Linked DNA regions of Homo sapiens: region 1 is linked to region 2. Evidence: chromatin loops called from intact Hi-C (ENCODE). Cell type or tissue: dorsolateral prefrontal cortex. All regions are shown on one strand. Each heading gives the region's core, and the rest is flanking DNA. Links, peaks and the distances in the headings are about the cores only. Region 1 holds the start of LOC124906303 (a long non-coding RNA gene). Region 2 overlaps TNIK (TRAF2 and NCK interacting kinase).

Evidence for each region. A loop is a pair of places that touch in the nucleus more often than their neighbours do. Peaks named below come from ENCODE experiments on the same cell type or tissue, not always from the same donor. Only the 100,000 strongest peaks of a DNase experiment are listed, where the experiment ranks them.
Region 1: it touches region 2 in a loop (2.6-fold over the local background); 19 of 110 quality-filtered maps call a loop at or near these places.

Annotation. Positions count from the first base shown.
Region 1 is chr3:171,449,717-171,459,898 of GRCh38, forward strand. The region is part of intron 1 of TNIK (TRAF2 and NCK interacting kinase); the gene reads right to left. It overlaps LOC124906303 (a long non-coding RNA gene), which reads right to left and starts at 8,455. Exons shown (of 2, transcript XR_007096168.1): 1 at 8,230-8,455; 2 at 1-824. It overlaps LOC102724479 (a long non-coding RNA gene), which reads left to right and starts at 9,502. Exons shown (of 3, transcript NR_189068.1): 1 at 9,502-9,675. In dorsolateral prefrontal cortex, for the core only: a CTCF peak has its summit at 3,728 (motif pointing left); a DNase peak (open chromatin) is centred at 4,519; H3K4me3 peaks cover 742 bases; H3K27ac peaks cover 1,802 bases.
Region 2 is chr3:171,340,344-171,350,525 of GRCh38, forward strand. The region is part of intron 2 of TNIK (TRAF2 and NCK interacting kinase); the gene reads right to left. Among named protein-coding and RNA genes, the nearest start is that of TNIK, 110 kb to the right of the region's middle. RefSeq lists a silencer at 3,578-3,667 and an enhancer at 7,142-7,191. In dorsolateral prefrontal cortex, for the core only: no CTCF peak of the experiment used is centred there; a DNase peak (open chromatin) is centred at 4,948; H3K27ac peaks cover 2,321 bases.

The DNA of each region.
Region 1 (10,182 bases), core at 2,519-5,018, 110 kb after region 2:
ATGCAGAAACCATTGCAATGACCATTGCTTTTACAATGAGAACCAGAAAAGCCTTTTAAAAATTAAACAAAATTTTTGGGAGGCCAAGGAGGGTGGATCACCTGAGGTCACAAGTTCGAGACCAGCCTGGCCAACATGGTGAAACCCCGTCTCTACTATAAGTATAAAAATTAGCCAGGTGTAGTGGTGGGCACCTGTAATCCCAGCTACTTGGGAGGCTGAGGCAAGAGAATTGCTTGAACCCAGGAGACGGAGGTTGCAGTCAGCCAACACGGTGCCACTGCACTCCAGCCTGGGTGATGAAGTGAGACTCCGTCTCAAACATAAAAAAAAAATTAAACAAATTTTTAACAACTCAGCAGGCTTAGTCTGCTTTCTTTCACAGTCTGCATTTTTTGGGCCCTGGAGCCCCAGGAGTCTTCGTAGCTTCCCACTCAGGTTAAGATACAGCACATATTTCCAGCTTCTACAGGTGGCCTCTTTGCACATAGAATCGTAACCTTTATTTTCAACATCTGAAGCATTGCTACTTATCTATATTGATTAACTTAGCTGAGTTCTCCTCTACCATCTAATTAGATTTGGTTTCTTCACAGTGGAGCACAGGCTATCTTCAGTGTGTTCCGTACATACAAGCAACTTTATAACCATCTTTGTATCCATACTTTGTTAGACTGGTTTTTGTGTTGTGGGAATGACTGATTCACTAAGATGTCCAGGATGTTGGCAATCCAGTTGAGGGACGTGGTATAACGGGACCCAGCACTGCATTCGAATTTCATCCTTGGACAAGACAAGTAACTTCTCTGACCCCAAATTTCTACCTACAAAAGAGGTAAATTGGATCACCAATCACCAAGCCCTAGGCAGACAGATAGATAAGTAGATATATAGACAAAGATATGCAAACACAATCCCCCTTTACTTTTCATTTTAGCCTTAACATGGTTTTATGGCTTTATCCTATTTATGCCTTTTATCAGAAGGTGCCACAACTTACTTTTTGGAGGTATGAGGTGTAATAAATAAATAAGATCCCTTTTAAATGAATGAATTAATTGCATTCACACAATTGATATTTATTCAATCAACATTTATCATGTGCCAGACACAGTTCAAAGCACCAGGAATGTGGTGCTGAACATGCAGGCAAGATCCCTATTCTCACAAAACTTATTAGGCTCCAGTTGGGACAGCCAGATTTTTAAAAAATTCAGATAGTCACGACTGCCTTAAAGATAATAAAGCACTGAATTGGACAGTTTCAGGGTGGAAGGGAGTGTTACTTTACAGATATATTGCAAAGAAAGCCTCTCTGTTTAGTAGGGAGCCTCTAAGAGGGCCCTCAGTGACTTCTGCCTTCTGGTGTTAGTTAATATTCTTGTGTAGTCCCCTTCGAAATGAATAGGGCTGACTTGGGTAGCCAACAGGGTATTGCAGAAATGATGGTGTGTGATTTCCAAGGCTAGGTCATAAAAGACATAGTGGCTTCTGCTCTGCTTTCTTGATTCCTCTATCTGGTAAAAGTGGGCACGATGTTATGAGGATGCTCAAGCAACCAATGGAGCCACCTACGTGGGGAGGAACTGAGGCCTCCTGCCAACATCCAGCACCACATAAGTAAATCATCTTGGAAAGAGATCCTCCAGCTCCAGTCAAGCCTTCAGAAGATAGCTCACCTTGCCAAAATCTTCCTGCAACCTCAGGAGATACCTCATGCTAAAACCACCCAGGTAAGCCACTTCTGAATTCCTGGCCCACAGAAACTGTGAGATATAATAAATGGTTATTGTTGTTTAGGCCACTAAGCTTGAGGGTAGTCTGCTATGCAGATACATAAGTAATAATACAGGCAGCATCTCACCTTAGACCTAAATAATAAGATGGAGCCCTCCATGTGAAATTTCTGACACGGAGAACTACAAGAATGAGCTTGGCATATTCACAAAACAGAAAAAAATCAGTGTGGCTAGAGTGTAGTAAAAGACAAGTGCAGGCTCTCTTCTCCATCCAACCATGGGTGTAGAAACCATGCCAATGTTGTCTTCAGCTCAGCCCCAGCAACTAGTAGCACCCAATAATCAGGTACTGAATGAATATATACACAAACAAATAAATGAATGAATGCTGGATACCATGTGCATTTCTTCCCCTACAGTTAATCACATTTCACAGAATCACAGAATACTGGGCCTGAATTTACCCTGCACCCAAACTTGCACCTTCTAATACACTAATCAAACAAATGTTTGTAACATATGCAATGTATTGTTAAAGTCTACAAATTTCCTACTTGATGCATACTGCCAAGGTTCTAATTTCACTAACTAGAGAGACAGCACTTTAAAATCTAGGGTTACTTCAGAGTCTAAATCCGGGTATCCAGCAGCAACACTGTAAGGGAGTACCCAGCGGAAGTCACAGTCAGCCCTTCGTCCTATCACTCGGTCTTCAAAAACTAGAACAACACTTTAAATTATAAATCAGAATCTGACAGCTGGAAAAAAATAGCTCATTTAAAAATTAGAAAGGGATGTTACGTTCAGTGGCAATTCCCAGCTCATTGAGGTGCACAGTTTGCAATCTCTTGGTATCTCCAACAGATAGAATAAGAATCCATGGCTATTTAAATGCCCTCAGTCCTGCCTCTAGTTCCCTTACATATTCCAGGAATATGCATCCCAGCAATACAAATTGCTGGAAGTCACCTCCAGCAATTTCTAGTCCAAACCACTCATCTTACATGTGACAAAACTGAAGCTTAGAGGGCAAGGTGTCAGAGCCAGCTTTATGACGCTGGGCTCTAACTCCCAGCTGTGTGCCTCATTAAACCTCACCATCTCCCAAACTCTCTCTACCCGCTCACTGCCAGCTCTGTCAAGATAAAAACTCAACGTTGTCTTCCAGTGGGCCACCCCAGAAGCACACCCTTTCCCGCCCATCTATTACTGTTTAATCAAAACAGCAGTCATAAGTATTATCCGATTGTTGAAATAATTGAAACACACTCCAAACACACACACACACACACACACACACACACACACACACACACATACGCCTTGCAATTCTAACCCATGGTATTTTAAATCTCTCAAAACTTAGAATAAGACAATGGAGAGAACACTTTCCTTGGCAGAAAAATTCTAGAAATAGGAATACCTACCCAGGACCAGGCATAGTATTTCTCGTAATTGGTGCCCCCGGAATTGTACTCTATGTAATTAGCATCCACTGGAATTGTACTCTACATAAAAAGTGTCCCCAGGAGTCATGCAACCTAGACTATAATGTAATTCATGATCCCTGAAATTGTGCCATGGTCAGCAACAGGCCCCACCTTTCTGAGGTTTCTATACTCTCTCTACATAGCACCACCTCCAGCCCTTCTAAAAGGGTTGCACAGTATATATTTTGTTAATTCAAAATTTATTTGTTGAACGAACGCCTGCTGTGTAAAGAAAACTGGTGAGGATCCCTAAGAAAATCAAACGTTGCCTCTAAAAAGGAATTGTCTAGTAGTGAATATAATCCAAGACAGAAAGTTCTGAGTGTTATGAAAGAGGTGTGAGGTCAGTTCTGAGACAGTCTATGAGTGGGAGGGACAACTTGAGAGAAATCAGAGACTTCTGTGGAAAAGGTGGTCTGCGAATGTTCAGCGTTGGGGCAGTAGGTACAGAAAGGAGACTAAGACAGAGCGCCCCCTACAGAGCATCCATGGGGGAATGAAATTGTTCCCTGCCGCAATGGGGGAGTGGTCGTCAAAACTGCAGAGCTCGGTGGGAGGCCCCTCTGAATTGCCGCTGGTCTTAACATGCTAAAGAGTTTAGTTTTCAGTCTGTAGACTAAGGAGACAGAGAAGGCCTTGAATAAAAACAACCAGATTGAAACTGTGCGTTTGGAAGACTCACGTGGCTACAGTGTACGAGAAACCAGTCAGAAGAAGGCTGGTGGTAGAGACACAGGAGGAGGGGAGGTCCTGTTGCGGGTGTTGCCCAGGGGACAGTAACTACAGCACTTGCAGGGAACAGTGGAGACAAGGGGACCCATATGATAAACATTAAGGGAAGAATTTTAAGTTGGGGTGATATAAAATGTGTTTTGAGAAACTGAGGGCACCCCCATGAGACAACCAGGACATGTAAAAAAGAGTGGATAGAATCATGTTTCTCTAAAGGGAAATAAGCTTCCAACCAGACTGGAAGGAATCACAAGCGGAATTCATCCAACATTTTCTACTTAAGTCCTCCCTCTCTCTCCACTAGAGACCTTATATTTATATGTGCAGAATAACATTTCATTCAAAAAATATCATTAAGATTTTCTTAGAATTCTCAGCACACTGCTAACAAACCAGTTTAGGCCCTGTTCTCAGAGAGCTACTTCCCCCACAGAAATGTAAGAATCAATTTGACATTAAAGCATCTTTCAGACTCAAGTTACTCCAGATTCTATCAGGAAGGGAATCAGAGACTGGTTGTGCTCAGCTGGGCATGGCGGCCATGATTCAATCACAGGAGCGCCTGGCTGGGTGGACTTTAGAACCACTATCACTGAGAGAAGGAATGGCGTCGAAACAAGAAGGGCACGGAAGATTAATTCCAGGGCAGAGACACAGAAAGAAGAAAGGCCGAACGGGCAAGACTCGAAATTATAAGATATCAAAGAGTTTTACAGATAAGGGGGAAAAAAGGAATATTTCCTGAAAGAAATGTACTGGGTACTCTCTCATCAACAAAATATTACATGACCTCCTAAGTAGATAATTATGCAAACAGCAAACCATGACTTACACTGGCTTTTGTACTAAAGATTACTCCAGTTAATAATGAATAATGAAAATGATTATGCATATTTCTCTGATGTTCTGATAAATACCAGCACACCCTACTTTTTATGAGGCAATGCCATTGTAAAGAAAACACCTGTTTAGTATCTCTGAAAAATAAAAAGAATATCTAATGAAAAAATTGCCATGCTGTTATCATTTTGAGATACTGTTATCAACTCATGCAACTTTACTAAAATCTCATTTTAGACCAAATTTAATTAAGTGCTCTGGAGTAATGAACTAATAATGTTTCGAGATTTCTTTGAGCCCCATGAGACCTCTCACCAGAAAGTTTTAAATACTGGGCCATTAGTGTATCATTTTATGTGTCCACTCTATCTCCCAAGGGAAAAGATAAAACTTTAGGAAGGCACAGTCATGATCAATGTGTTTGTATTTGAATAATCGGTAATACATAAAGAGAGAAAACTTTTTTTAAAAAAGAAGGTTTTAATGAACAATGCTGATAGTTGATACTAGTTTAGAAATATGTTAATCTCCAAAAAACTTCAGGGCTGCACTTACCTCATATGTAATGAATGCTTAATACTGGGGGCGCAAAGCTCAATTCAGGCCATCAAAGAAACATACAAGGTCACATTGGTACACAAAAGGAAAAAGGCAGCTAAGGTCTGTGGAGGTACTGTTAAAAAGAGTCGGAACCTTCTGATATCTTTTTCTGAAGATTATTTTCCTTCTTTTCTTAGTCTTCTTTTTTTTTTCTTAAACAAGATGTCACTCTGTCACTGAGGCTGGAGTGCCGTGACACAATCACAGCCTCGACTTCTCAGGCTCAAACTATCTTCCCACCTCAGTCTCCCAATTAGCTGGGACCACAGGCACACACCACCACACTGACTTTTTTTTTTTTTTTTTAGAGATGGAGTCTCCCTACATTGCCCATGATGATCTGAAACTCCTGGTTTCAAGCAGTCCTCCCACTTCGGCCTCCCGAAGTGCTGGGATTACAGGTGTGAGCCACTGTGCCCAGGAAAGATAATTTTCTATTAGATAAAATCATTGCAATCAAATGTTGATGGTATCAATTTTCCCACTAAATTCTACTTAACCATGGGATAGCATATTTGTACAGTGCTGTATGGTTTTTAAAGCATTGCCTTAAATACTTTATTGATTTTGAAACCAGTATGTGAGAAAGGCAAACAGTTGTGATGATTCTTATTAACTATGGTTAAATGTCCTACCCAAAGTCACAGAGTGAATAAGAGGTGGACATAGAACTGGGGAGACAGGGTTCATTCCACTCCATTCATTCAAGCATTCATTCACGTACTCATTCATCCAACTAATGGAGACTATGGCTCCAAAGATGAACAAGATCTAGCCTCTGCCCTCAAGAAGTCCACGGTTTAGTAAAGAAGCAGAAAGGAAATCACACACCAAGTAAAACATGAGCATGAAAAGTGTAGCAAAGGGATGTATGCAAGGCTTTCAGATGAGGTCAATTCTTAAATCTGGGTTTCAATGGAGAAAGGAATGGCTAGGGAATGAGGGCTAAGGGGAAAGACAAGTGTAGATCATCTAATTTTGTTCAAATACAAAAGTGTATGTGAGTCCTGGCAGAAGCTGAGAGTATGAGGTCAGCAGCAGCCAACTCCTGGCCTTGAATGCCTTACCCTGTGGGCCAAGTTAAGGACAGCCAAGGTGCTTAGGTCCAGAAATATGCTAATCTCCAAAAAGCTTTCTGGGCTGAGCTCGCCTCATATGTAATAAAGCACACTGGTGGCAACTTTCATCTCTTTTAATACTGAGATGTCTTGAAGCAAGAATGACTCAAGCCCCAGGTTTGAATGAGTAAATTGTTTGCTGTAGCCTATGTATGTATACACACATTTTCATACACCCACGTGGATACGGTTTATATCCATAATACTACACATAATATATGTATCCACATAGATAATACAAAACATACACACAACTCTATAAACCTCACATGCAGAGCCATCTGAATAACATGTATGTTTATACTGACCCCTTGAGACATGCTCTGATGGACACAGGTTACTCAGAGAGGTTACCTGTGCAGGACAACCATGTGTCCTAGGTGATTTCAGACAGTCGTTTGCCTGCAGAGTAGGCATTGAACCAGGGCTGGACAAGATGAATTCCAAAGGTGGCCTAGAGCTCCATGGTTTCATGTATCACAAGCTTACTTGCATGAAGTAGTTTCGCCATTCTCAATAAATAAAATTCCCTGACCCTGGTGAAATTATTCCTTTCTGCTATTCTTTTGTACTCAGGCAGAAAATGTATTATTGATTTCTGATTCCACCACAGAAAGTGTGACTTAGAGAAAAGAGCACTGAATGAGGAGTCAGGAAATCTAGATTATTTCCTCAAACCACGCTCCTCGCTGTCCCCTCCCCTTGTTACTGTGTGACCTTGAACAACTTACTTCACGCCTCTGGGCTTCAGTTTCCCAAGTGTTCAATGAAAGGAGTGGCTGAGTGTTCTACAATTCTCTTTCCAGCTCTGAATCTATAAAACAATTCCAGCCCATCCCTCAAGATTTAGTTTATCTCTGAGCTCTAAAAATCAGGGCTAAAACTGGATTCAAAGTACCTATTTTCTAACCAAAGAAGATCCTGCTTCACTCACTTTTAAACCATGCAAATCTTGCATAATTTAAATGATCAGTGCTGTCATTGGTTGCTCTGGTTTAAATTATGCATTGTTGCTATTTGGGGAAAATTTAGACTGGGTCCGGTCTGGAATCACTGGCTGAGAACAATAAGCCCCCAAAGTGAGAAGGATAAAGGCCTCTCTAGACAGGATCTGCTTTTAATGCTTTGAGCCCAGGGTTTACAAAAAGAGCATTGACTGTGTACATTAAAGAGCCACCGAAACAGCGAGGGACTGGTAAGTCTGCAGCAAATTCTCCCAGAAGCCACTGACCTTGGCTGCATTTCAGGGGTCAGGCATTCCCCAGGAGGGGCTCAGCAGGCAGACTTTACCAAGGGCTTAGGAACAAATGAGACATCTCATCTAGATGAGGCCACCTCTCCAAATGTGGCAAGGTGGAGATGATCTGCCCTCTGATTTGTGGAGATTACCTATGTGGCCTTTGGACCCACTCCAGCAGACACACCTCACCCACAAGACTGGTCAAAGACCCTGGCCCTCCAGGATATAACTGTCTCCACATCTGCATCTAAGTCTTCTAGCCAGCAGTTCCTGGTCCCCAAGCTAGCTGTTGCCCTCTCTGTTTCCACACCTCCCAGCAGGCAGAAAAACAGAAGCAGAGCCCTAAGCTGATAGCCCAGGCCACAAAGAGCAATTTCAGTGAATTGTGCAAAGATATATTTTCAAAATACAGATCACAAGAAAGCACATCCCAAGTGTGAACCGCAGTCGTCCGCCCAGTGGGCCCTCACCGGTTGCTCCCCTGCCTGCAGGCTCCGTGCTTGGTATCTCAGAAAACCTTCCCGAGGAAAAAGCCCATAAGGGACAAGTCCCGGCCCAACTTAAAATCACATCAGACTGCTTTCCAGTAGAGGAGCAAGGTCGAGATTCCGGCCCAGGGAAATCACCGCAAGCCCTGCGCATTGTTCAGACCCCTTCCCCCTTTGCCACTTCCCGCCCCCCACCCCGACCTCCGACCGATTCGCAGCACCCCACCCCCAGTCGGGGCCATCCATCCACCTGATTAACTCGCCGGCAGCAACTCCCAGCGTAGAAAGTAGGGCAAATGAACACACACAGTCGGTAAAGCAGGAAGCCACAGACCTGGCCAATGCACCCACCCTGTTACCAACCCCACCCCGCTGCGCAGGGGGCAGCCGGTTCTTGATGTGGCATTTCCACTCCAGGGAAATAGACAGCTTCCTGTAATAATGCATGAATGAGCTTTGGCTGCCCAACTATCAGAACAGCCCATTTCAAACGGCATCTCTGTTTCTTCTCAACTCCTTACTTGCCTTGCTGAAACCTCATCTCTTAGCCCAACAGATTAAGACGAAGAGAGAAAGACTTATTCAAAGAGATGTGGAGGAAAAGGTTTAATTAAGGAGACCAAAGAGAAAGTACCACTTTGATCACAAAGGTAGCACTTTAATATATCAGTGCAGATAGCGGCAATGTCAGAAGTACTAGGAATCCAGGTAAATGGCCCCAAGATTCAGCATCAATCTAACAATGTATTCCTCAGGAGGGCGTGTGAACTTCCATGCTTCATCCATCCTGGTGTCTCCCTGTAGAGAGCCACCATGAATTCCTTCTCATCCACCCTCCATACATCAAGTATATGCACTCGCTTTCTTTTTAATTTTATTTTTGGTTCGGGAGAGGAAGAAGCAGTCCTTAAATTGGTGTCCAATCCTTCTCAGACACCCGCTGCTGCCACCATCCCCACCCCTCACCCCCTTCCAGGCAGGCAGCATCTAATTAAAATGGCAAGAAAGCTCTGCCCCCTTCCCCAAAGGAGTGTGTTGGGATCGGGAGTTGGGGGTGGGGAAGCGTCGAAGCAGCACTTGGATTCCTGGTATTCTGATCTCAAAACAACAGCAAAATGGATTCTATATCAGTGATGTCTTAGTCAATACAATGAAACGGCGTCTGAGGTAATTCACGTGAAGGTAAACGCAAACCAGTGGGGCTGGGGGGAGGGAGGTGCTCTACAAAGGACTGGCCACAGACACGGGGAAAACACACACAGACACACACACACACACACTCGCACACACTCCAGGGAGTTCCGGTCTGATTGAGGAAAAGCAGAAAACACATCCCTTTCACCTGCTTAAGTTCAGCCATAAAACTGAAACGTTACAGCCACAAAGTCAGAAAGAACAGGCAGGGCTGAGTTAAAGCCATAAATAAAGGTGAGTGGCAGACTGGCATTTAAGGGAGCGCTGAGAGGGCGCCCGGGCGCGGGAGGTAGAAAAGGGGGAGGGGGAGGCAGTTGCCATCTACAAGACCAGCATAGCAATAACTGCCCCCTTGGAGCGGCAGGTTCGGCTTCGCGGGGACAGCCAGCCTCACAATGTCATCTTGCAGGTAGCTGGAAAACGTGAGGGGCCAGTGCCTTTATTCACGCTGGCATTCTTTTTGCAGAAGGGACAGTCGGGTCTCGCGCCTTGGCACCAGACAACTGCCCGGGGCGTGTACACACACACACACACACACACACACACGCACACACGCCTTTCATTTTAATGCTCTTACACCGGTATAAGATGAAACTGGCATAAGCTCTACGAGCCCTCGGGAGAGCCTAAGCCACGGCCAGAGGAAGACACGTACCGCACAGCCCCTGCCGTAGGGGCTCAGCCAGGAGCACCTCAGCAACCCCGAATCAAAACGGGAATCCAGGTTCCCTCCCCGACGCA
Region 2 (10,182 bases), core at 3,566-6,065:
TTCTAAAGCAGATATGACAATCCCTTGACAATACTTAGCCCAAACATCTCAGCCATTGAGATCTGAATTACTAACCTGTGATTATCAGTAAACCGAATACATAAACAGGATGAGTGCAGTTTGAATTTTAATTTACTCCCATTTCAAGTTAGTGAACAAATCTACAGACTGAAGTAGGGTACTGCCTGATCCCATGGCACACAACTCAAGTCTTCTGAAGTGCCCTGCATCGTGCCTTGTTGATTATACTTACTCGTGGACTTTACTCCTTTCTCCCACAAGGCTACCTATCAGCTAGCTTTCTAAGGATATTCTTTTAGTGCCTAACACAGAACTCTGTGTTTAACTGGTGTACCACAAATGCCTATGGAGCAAGTTAATTTTTGAAGTGTACCGAATTGATTTCAAAGCAGTCAGCTTCTTCCAAAGTTGTCCTGGAAAACAGAAAAACAAGAAAACAGGCAGTCCAATTGAAACAATCTCTCAAACTCTTCTGTGGTCCAAAAGTCACTCCTCTGTCTGTTTCAACACAATGACCTGAGGACTCTTGGTATTTGGGAGGGAAAAAAAAAAAGCCTACAAATTTGGAAATAAGTAAGCTGTTCTCCTCCAAGAACAAAATTCTGAAAGGATGGAAGAAGAGAGCTATTGGAGAGGTAGCTAGGGGTTACTGATTTTAATATTCATTGGAAAATATATAACAGACTACAAAACCATGAGCTTATGGCTATTAATGCAGTTGTAAATGGGACAAAAAGAGTCAATTTAAATAAATCTATTTTGTTAGTATAGTACAAGTACCTGTATCAAATCCACTACAATGTACACTTAAGAATCACATATTTTGGGCCGGGCACAGTGACTCATGCCTATAATCCCAGCACTTTGGGAGGCCGAGGCAGGTGGATCACTTTAGGTCAGGAGTTCGAGACCAGACTGGCTAACATGGTGAAACCCCTTCTCTACTAAAAATACAAAAATTAGCCAGGTCTGGTGGCACAGGCTGTAATCGTAGCTATTTGGGAGGCTGAGGCAGGAGAATCGCTTGAACCCAGGAGGCAGAGGTTGTAGTGAGCCAAGATTGCACCACTGCACTCCAGCCTGGCCGACAGAGCGAGACTCTGTCTCAAAAAAAAAAAAAAAAAAAAAAAAAAAAAAAAAAAAAAAAAAAAAAAAGCCATATATTTTGCTGTATGTAAATTTCATCTCAGCTTTTTGTTTTTTGTTTTTTAAGTAAGAGAATAATAGTACAAGTGCTGTGCAGATGTGGCAGAAAGCCCAAGGCATTATGCGGAAACAAAAGCCCAAAAAATAACGTGATCATTTTACAAACATTCACTAAACACATACCCTGTATCAGGCACTGGTCTACGCAGTGGTAGTAGCCTAGTCTTTATCCTTATGGCAGTTACAGTCTAATAGGAGAGAGGCTTAACTCAAAAATAATCCATACGTTCATTCCAGCTCACCAAGCACTGTTGAATCCACCATCTTATTTGATCCCAACAGAGATCTCCTGAAGTTGGCAGAGCTATTGCTAGAAGTTTGCAAAAATGGACCCAGTGTACAGCAAGCCCTATACCCCATCCCAAAGTAATATTCCTTCATATCCATGTATTTTCAAGATGTTTTACATTTTTATTATGAAGAAAACCAACCATCTTGGTTTAAAGTAACTTTGTTAATGTTTTGCTGTGGAACAACATATAATAATTTAAATATAACCAAAAGATCCATTGAGTTTGGCCTCTTTATGTTACTCATATAAATTACGAAGACTAGATCTGAAACTATAAAGCTTTTAAAGCTGTCAAACTTTAGTGTGCATGGGAATTACCTGGAGGGTTTGTTACCCACAAACAGCTGGGTCCCAATCCCACAGTCTCCAATTCTTCAGGTCTAAAGTGGGACCAGATAATTTGTATATCTAACAAGTTCCCAGCAGATGCTGATGTTGGTGGTCCCAGGAACATATTTTGAGAACCACTGGTCTAGATTAAATTGTGAAACAACCTGAGTCTCAGTGGCTCAACAGAGTTTTGTTTACTCAGTAGGAATACGTGTTCTCCACAGGCTGGCAGAAAGGCTTTGCTTGTTGCAATCACTCAGAAATCATCACTCTCAAGCACCTTATGGTACCAGAAAATGAGGATTCCTTTCAAAAAACAAAAAAACAAAAAAAGAGGGAGGTGTCTCTGTGGCAAAGGGGCACAGCAGACAACTGAGAGTTTCCAATGGCCAAAGCTGGAAAAATTTGAGCAACAAAATACATAAGGTTGTATTAGAATATAACCCAATGTACAAAATAAAATACACATGAATCTATATTGATATGAATAAATGAATGAATAAATGGGGCAGAAAAGACAAATCTCCTATGCAGAAGAATTCAAATAATGTATGCAGTTACTCTATCCTTGATATGGTTTGGCTGTGTCCCCACCCAAATCTCATATTGAATTGTAGCTCCCTAATCCCCTCATGTCATGGGGGACCCAGTGGGAGGTAACTGAATCATGGGTGTTGGTTTTTCCCATGCTGTTCTTGTAATAGTGAGTAAGTCTCATGAGATCTGATGGTTTTATAAAGGACAGTTCCCCTGCACCTGCTCTCTTGCCTGCCACCATGTAAGACATGCCTTTGCTCCTCCTTTGCCTTCCACCATAATAATGAGGCCCTCCCCAGCCACATGGAAGTGTGAGTCGATTAAACCTCTTTTTCTTTATAAGTTACCCATCTTGGATATATCTTCATAGCAATGTTGAAATGGACTAATACAACCCTCAAGGTAGAGTCTAACTCCCCACTTCTTAGCTGTGGGCTGCACATAGGGACCTGCCAAAGAATACAGCATGGAGAGGGGTGAGCCGTTTACAGTAGAGAAACCTGACAGTCACTGCTGCATCAGCCTCAACAGGGATAACTCATTTTGATAGTATGTTACTTCAATATGATGTAATGAAAATGAGACTAAACTAGTGAAATCCCAATAAAATGAGACTAAACTAGAGAAATCTCAATAAAGCATCAATCTTACTTATAATTCCAAAACAAAACACCAAGGCTCCCTGAGCAGCCACCATCTCTCAGGTTGTTGGTCACCTTCACTGGGGAAAGAGAAGCCTGAAGGATCTGGCACCAGTAATTAAATGTGCCCAGGATGGAGGGAGTACAGAACTATTTGAACAGTATCAATGACTGCCACAGCACCTGCTTGCAATTCTTTGAAACAGAACCTTTGTTCACTTATGCTGTTCTGCAGATTCTCTGGAGTCAACCTCTAGGTGAATGGGCATTGAGACTAAGCCTGCTGCATGGTTTCCAGGCAGAGATTATTTATACCACATCTCATATTTTCCTGCCTCTCAAAGTGCCTCTAGAGTTATATATCCTAATGGAGAATTCTAGTCTTTCTTCTCCAATGATTCTTTTGATTTATCTCCAAATCAATGTATCATCACAACCAAGTAGGTTATTATTAAAGAGGTGTTTGGTGGTTTACCCAAAAGGCATAAATGAGTTTAGATGCCTCACTCACTTGTTTCAGTAAAACAAAAGGGGGAGTTCCTTCCTCATATGACTCTGCTCAACCAATTTACAAACCAAGCCTTCGACAGTCTAGTCTGAGCAGAAATCAACATTTCAAACTGAATGTGTTTCCTCCCTCCTTCCCATTGCTCAACTTAGTTCTTAAATTCTGTCTCTTCCTAGAAAGTTTCATTTATTTCTCATCTTTTCTATGCCTCCCCAAAAAAGCAAAAAACCAAATAATTTTCCTTTAAACCCCATCCCATATCTTGCCCCTGTTTGCATTTCTCTTTATATGATTGCAGCACAGCTTTAGTATTCATTTTACGTTCACATTTCTGGGAGTTACAAACATCTGACCCTCAGTGGGCAATTCTGGTTACCTCTTCCCAAAGGACAAGATTTGACCTTGAGATTGCTTGCAAACTCCAAAGCTGTCTCTTTCCATAAATAAATATTCTTTACATTTTTTATAGGCTATTGAACAACCACAAGAAAGTCTTGCTTCTTTGTAGGGGTTCTGAGGTGATAGTAGGGGTGATGGTAGTAGCAGTGGGGTGTGTGTGTTTTCATTTTCCTTTTTCTCCTAATGCAGTGTTTTTATGGGACAGATATGTTATGGTCATTCAAATTTGGAAAGCTGTATTAATATCACACAAGAAAGGTACTGATGACCTTATTTCTGCTAAGTATTAGGTGACCGGACCTTCCTATTTTGCACAGCTCAGAATTGTGAAAGTGACAGGCTAAGTTCTATAAACATTGCTCCAAAATATAATCACACCAAGATGGAACAGTGTTTAACCCACTAAGTGTACTTTTCTTAAATTACCTCTTTTTACAACATTACGAAATTCTCGTTTTTCTTAACTGACTCCTCCTGCTTGAAACGATCCCCATTTAATTACAACAAATTCACTAAGATGGCTTTGAATTTTTAGCCTTGCCAAAATTATAGATCCTATTTTCTGGAGTGAGAATATTTAACTCTCTTTATATTTGCAACACAGTTCTCATAAGGACTAAATGATTTAGGAGCTGCCGAGATTAATAACTCATTTGTATATATATATCATCTACTTTGGCCCAGGCTCCAACACTATCAACACTTACCCTAAATTGATGTTCCCTATCCTTTATAAGAGATAATGAATTCGTCTCATGGCCTAGAGCACACAGTGACATCTATGGTCTCAACTGATGTGAATCAACCCTCTCAGGGTTGGGAATATGTCTTAATTGTATACTTGTTCTTCAACACAACTACTGCTTCCATTTGATTTCTTCCCCCTTTTACTTACTGAAATGATTTTCATTCTTACCTCACTCATCAACTTGTCAATTAGAGAACAGGAGCTATTTCCTTTTTTGTTTGGGATTCTGGCTGCAGCCCAGGCACCATTTTCCAAGTAATTAATGAGCCCTGCAATGTCCTGGCTTGTGACCACCAGTCTCTTCCTTTGTTATATTACATCTTGCCTGGAGAAGGACTCAATGCAAGAGCAGGCAATAGGCTGCCACTTGACAAAGAGCAAGCTGTTATTTTTAGGTGAAAACACCGAGTTTTTTTTTTTTCTTTACTTTTGCCACATGACAACATAGGTGTTGGTAGTTAAATCTTAGGCTCACAAAGAAAGCCCTAGAAGCAGAAGTATCTATGGTTATGGATTTCTAATAGACTGTCAAGAGCTGCAATGGAGCATACAATCATAGGGTGGGAACTCGACCTTCACCCTCACCCTCAAGCCTAGGCTATTTGCACCACATCAGCATATGAGAGAAAAAACACCAGGGAACTCAGTTTTTGGTGAAGGGCAAGAAGAGGTCAAAAGGTGAAAATGGACTTTTTTTCCCCTTCCTTATTCCTTAGTTGCAAGGGGATAAAATAGTAAGCTTTTCTTCATTATGATCATTCATGCATTCAAAAAATATGCTTTTAGTATCATCTAGTTGTTTTAACATTGTTTTAGGTGCTAAGGATGGAGTACTCAACAAAAACAGAATCCTTATTTATCTACAAGGCACAGTCTAGTGAAAAGAGACTGAAGTGAACAAATGAATGAATGAATGATGAATGGATGGATGGATGGTAGATGGTGATGAATGCTACGGGAAAAAAATTAAACATGGTAAGGGGAACAGGGAATGGAGAGGGTGGGGTGTTATTTTCTATAAGGTGGTCAGGGAAGGCCTCTCTAATAAAATGACATTTGAGTAGAGACCTGGAGAAAGTGAAGGAACAAGCAACAGAGGTGTCTGGAGAAGAGGATCACAGGCAGATGAAACAGCAGGAAGAAGGGCACTGCAGTCAGACTCTGCTTGGCGTGGTTGATCATTAATTACTCTAAAAGCTTAACAATCTATGCAGAATTGAGTCACTGTAGATAAATGCCTTCAAGTCTCTACACTGATTTTATGATTTTTGAAGAAAAATCACTGAAGCTGTATTATGTAACCTTGTGCCCTATTAAAGATATGGTCCATAATTAAACATTTTCTGATGACTTGGATATGTAAGTATGATTCCTTATTTATTCATATACACCTTGCGCATGTCATCCTTGCACTGCACTCTACTTATTCTTTAAATTATTGAGCAGCCAGTCTTTGGTAGGTCTGTGCTAGTTACTGGGAATACTGTGGTAAGCAAAGTAGACAAGTCTCTGGCCTCATGGAGCTTATAGTCTGATAAATATATTATTCAACCAATGTGTATCACTATAATCTGAGTTTAGCACCCCACCAGAATGTGCCGGGGGTATGAAAGCCCAAACGGGGCCTGGGATCTTCTGGAGGATGAAGAACAGTTTTGTGAGAAAGTGACATGGAGTTAATAACAGGAGAAGAACATTCCAGGAGCAGGAATGTGCAAAGGTCTTGAGGCAGGAGGAAGCAAATTAGGTTTTCTGTGTAAAGAGAAAGCAGTATGTCTGGATCCCAGAGAGTGAGAAAGAACAGCACTAAGAAGAAGGTTGTGTTCAGATCATCCTGGGCCTTGTAGGCTAAGTTTACTCTTGATCACATGGGAAATCATTCAAAAGGTTTTAAACAGGAGAGAGACATGATCAAATAAGCATTTTAATATGACTTTACTGGCTGCACAGTAGGAATGTAGGGGCTGCAAGGATAACATCAAGGGACAGTCCTGCAGGCGTTCATATGAGAGATGTGCAATGCCTGTGCTAGGACAGTGGTGGCAGAGACAGAAAACAGAAGAGAGAAATCAGGAACCATTTAGGAAATAGGATCAGCTGGGCTTGGTGATGAAATTCAGGAGATGATGTCATGGGTGACTCCTAGTTGGTTCTTGGAGTTGTGATAATGCCCTTCACTCACTGGTTCATTTGCTGAAAAAAAAAAAAAAAGAAAAGAAAAATGACAAAACCCTAGCTCAGGCACCAAACACATAGAGCACACTCTCTTCTCTTTGACAGCCAAGCTAGTTCTAAGTAGCATCTAGATGCCTGGTATACAAGTCCTAAGTGCCTGCAGAGCTGGCCCTCAGCTGAGAAGTGCCTATCACACACACACACACACACACACACACACAAGTAAAGAGAAGCCAACAGGCTACATTAGATTCAGGATAAATGAGCTAGCCCAAATGACTTCTTCTATTTCAACTCCACTATCATTGCATTTAACTGGTCACACCTACAAAGCAATCAGCAAACTGGGTGACTCATTAGGATTTTCTTTTCAAGAGAGCAAAGAACCTAAATAAAGATCCTTGAATTTAGCGTACAATACCCAGGAGTCATCGGAGCAGCAGCAATTTGGGGGAACTTCAAGTGTGGTATTTCGGTTTGAGTGGGGAAGTTAGAAATCAGAACTGATCTCACAAACAAAAAGCTTTTATAATAGCCTGTCCTAGATAAGAGAGTAATGAGAGGACAAAAGGGGAAAGCCATCCCCCTCTTAATACCAAGGAAACCTAGGGAAGTGACTTCTTAAAAAGGAGGTAAAAGCAGCAGTTTTAGTCACTCATCAAGAGTGACTGTTCTTCCTCTTTGCTAGAAATAGCTAAGAGAGTGTAAATCACTCACTAGGCTCTAAGAAAAGAAGACTTACAAATGAGCTTGAAACCAAATAGTGCTGTGTAGATTCTTCTACCATCTTCTAAAGAATCTGCATGGACTTACTTATTCACTGTTAAGGTTGTCTGTGCATGGTAGCCACAGTGCTAGGATGATATCTATAGTTTGTTTTTGACAACAAGTAAATCCATTATAAACCCAATTTCTTCTCTTGAGCACAAGTTTAAAAGGAAAAAAAGAAAAGCTTTTCTACTTTAACATGCCTCATGCCTGTGCTTCCAAACCAGAGCACAAGTACTCCCTGGGGCACTCAGCTCTATGCCAAGTATTACAGCAGCAGGAAACCATAGATTTTGTTTAAGTCAACCTTTCTATAGTAATTTCATTAACATAATTTTAAACTGACGCAACAATGATTATCATGTGGCATAAAGAGAATCCATCTAAATTTTAAGGATATAACAGAAGATTCCAAATACATTTCATTTTTGTGGTTTCCACACCACCACCGAGTGAAGCCTTTAGATCTCTTGAAGAGGATGGGGTGGTTACAGGCCAACGAACGTATCCATTAGATGCAGACAGCACAGGACCTAGAGCCTACAGTACTTTTTGCAGTCAACAAAAAATTATTCTTATTTTAAAATTAGAAGATAAAAACTAATTCTTAGGCCAAAGAAAATGTTTTAACATATAATATTTGTCTTACACCAATGAGGTTATAAAGCCTAATTTTTAACTTTTTGTTGTTTTATTTTTCTTGGAGAAAGGGGCCCACGGAGGCAAAAATGGGGAGGGCCTACAACAGTCATACTACAGCACCGGGTAGTGCTTTCATTTGTGTTTGAGTCCCTCTCCTCTGCTATGCTGGTAAGCCTCAAACACAAATGAAAGTGTTATTTCTTAAAGTATAGTGGTCCAAATACCAACATGATTTAGTGAGACAAGGGCAAATATTTTAATTTAAAAAGTATGTACTATATTTTTAAATATAGCTGAAAATATTGAGTTTCTCATTTACGGTAGCAACGAATTTTCTTTTTGAAAAATTTAAGTAAATAAAATACTTTAATGAAAAATATTAAGCAAAAAGACTGCAAGTTCTAGGATGAACTTGGAAAAAAAAAAAGAGGTTGGTATTGCTGAATGGCTGAAAACTAGTGATATCCTAGAATCCTAGAAATACTAGGATTCAGACTCTCAGCTATAACACCCAAAAAAGTTTCCATATAGATCATCAACTACCTTCATCTCTCAAGAAAAACAGTAAAACATGACCAGAACTTCCACCACCAATCTACTGGGAAAATTAGAAATTTTGGATAGTGGTCTGAGTGCTTATTTATATTTTAAATCACATATCATATTTTTCAGAATTAGTGGTTCACACTGGCAAGAGAGCAAGAAATATTTGTTGGTTGGTACAAAGCACCTCCTTTTACTAGCCCATGAAACAATCCTACAATAACTCTTGTATTGTACAAAGAGAGGCAGATGATTGATAAAGATTCCCACAAGAATAAGACATTCACAGAAAAATGAGATCAGCCACTGCAGTCCTACCAGCTGGGATAATTTTACAAGGGTCAGACAGCTCCAGGGCATAAACTAATCACTTCAGGGTGAGGAAGAAGCTGACTCCTGATTCCCAAGAGGCAGTGTCACACAATTAGATTGTTTATTCTAGCTCAACACAAATTTGACACATTTCCCCAAAACTGCCTGTCTAGGGTCCTGTCAAAACAGGATGATGGAAAGTCAGAATAATGTTTTAGCCCAGTATTTCCAACATTCCTGTAATCCATTCCATTTCAGTCATGTTTTGATGTAAAGGATATTTTCCCCACTAATATTTGAAAGCTATCCATTCTTGCGTATTCTAGTTACACCGAGCATACATTCATTGTGGAATAAGCAGCAGCCAATGGTATCCAGGATCTTCTAAAAGTAGTATTCGAGGGCTTTTTTTGTATGTCTTAAAATTGTTAAATCTGAGTGAATGAACTTATCTACTCCCAAAGCAAGATCTTAAGTTGTTTTTAGTGGCCAATGAAATCTTTCCCAGGGAGCTAGAAGATGGGCTACCCAAAGGAAAATATTCTATATATTTTTCAATGAACATATAGAAGAATTACAGAACAAACAAGACATAAAATACAACATTATAGCAAATGTTTTTGAGGAGGGTGAATGAGATTCTTAATTAGTTCTTTTGCCTCTGCCAATATTGTCTATACCATTGTCCTTACACAATATTTACACAAAATATTGCAGCTAATAAGCAGAATCAAAATTTGAACTCAGATCTGCTTAGATCCAAACCTATGGTCTTAACCTCTGTATTTGTTCCAGAACAGTTCCTGGAACAAAGCTGGTAGCCAAGAACAAACCTGGTAGCCAATCCGTATTTGTTGAATCTGAATCTAGATTAGGAACCAGGCTGTTTGATCCAGGATTCTGAGGTGTTTCTAGAGCTCTTTACAACTAATCTCAACACCCAGAATGAAAAAGCTCTCTATGACATTTGAAGATATTAGATGACTACATCTGATAATGCCACATTCAAATATTTTCTGTTAATTCTTCTCCCTGTTGAAATCCAATTAGCATGAGGAAA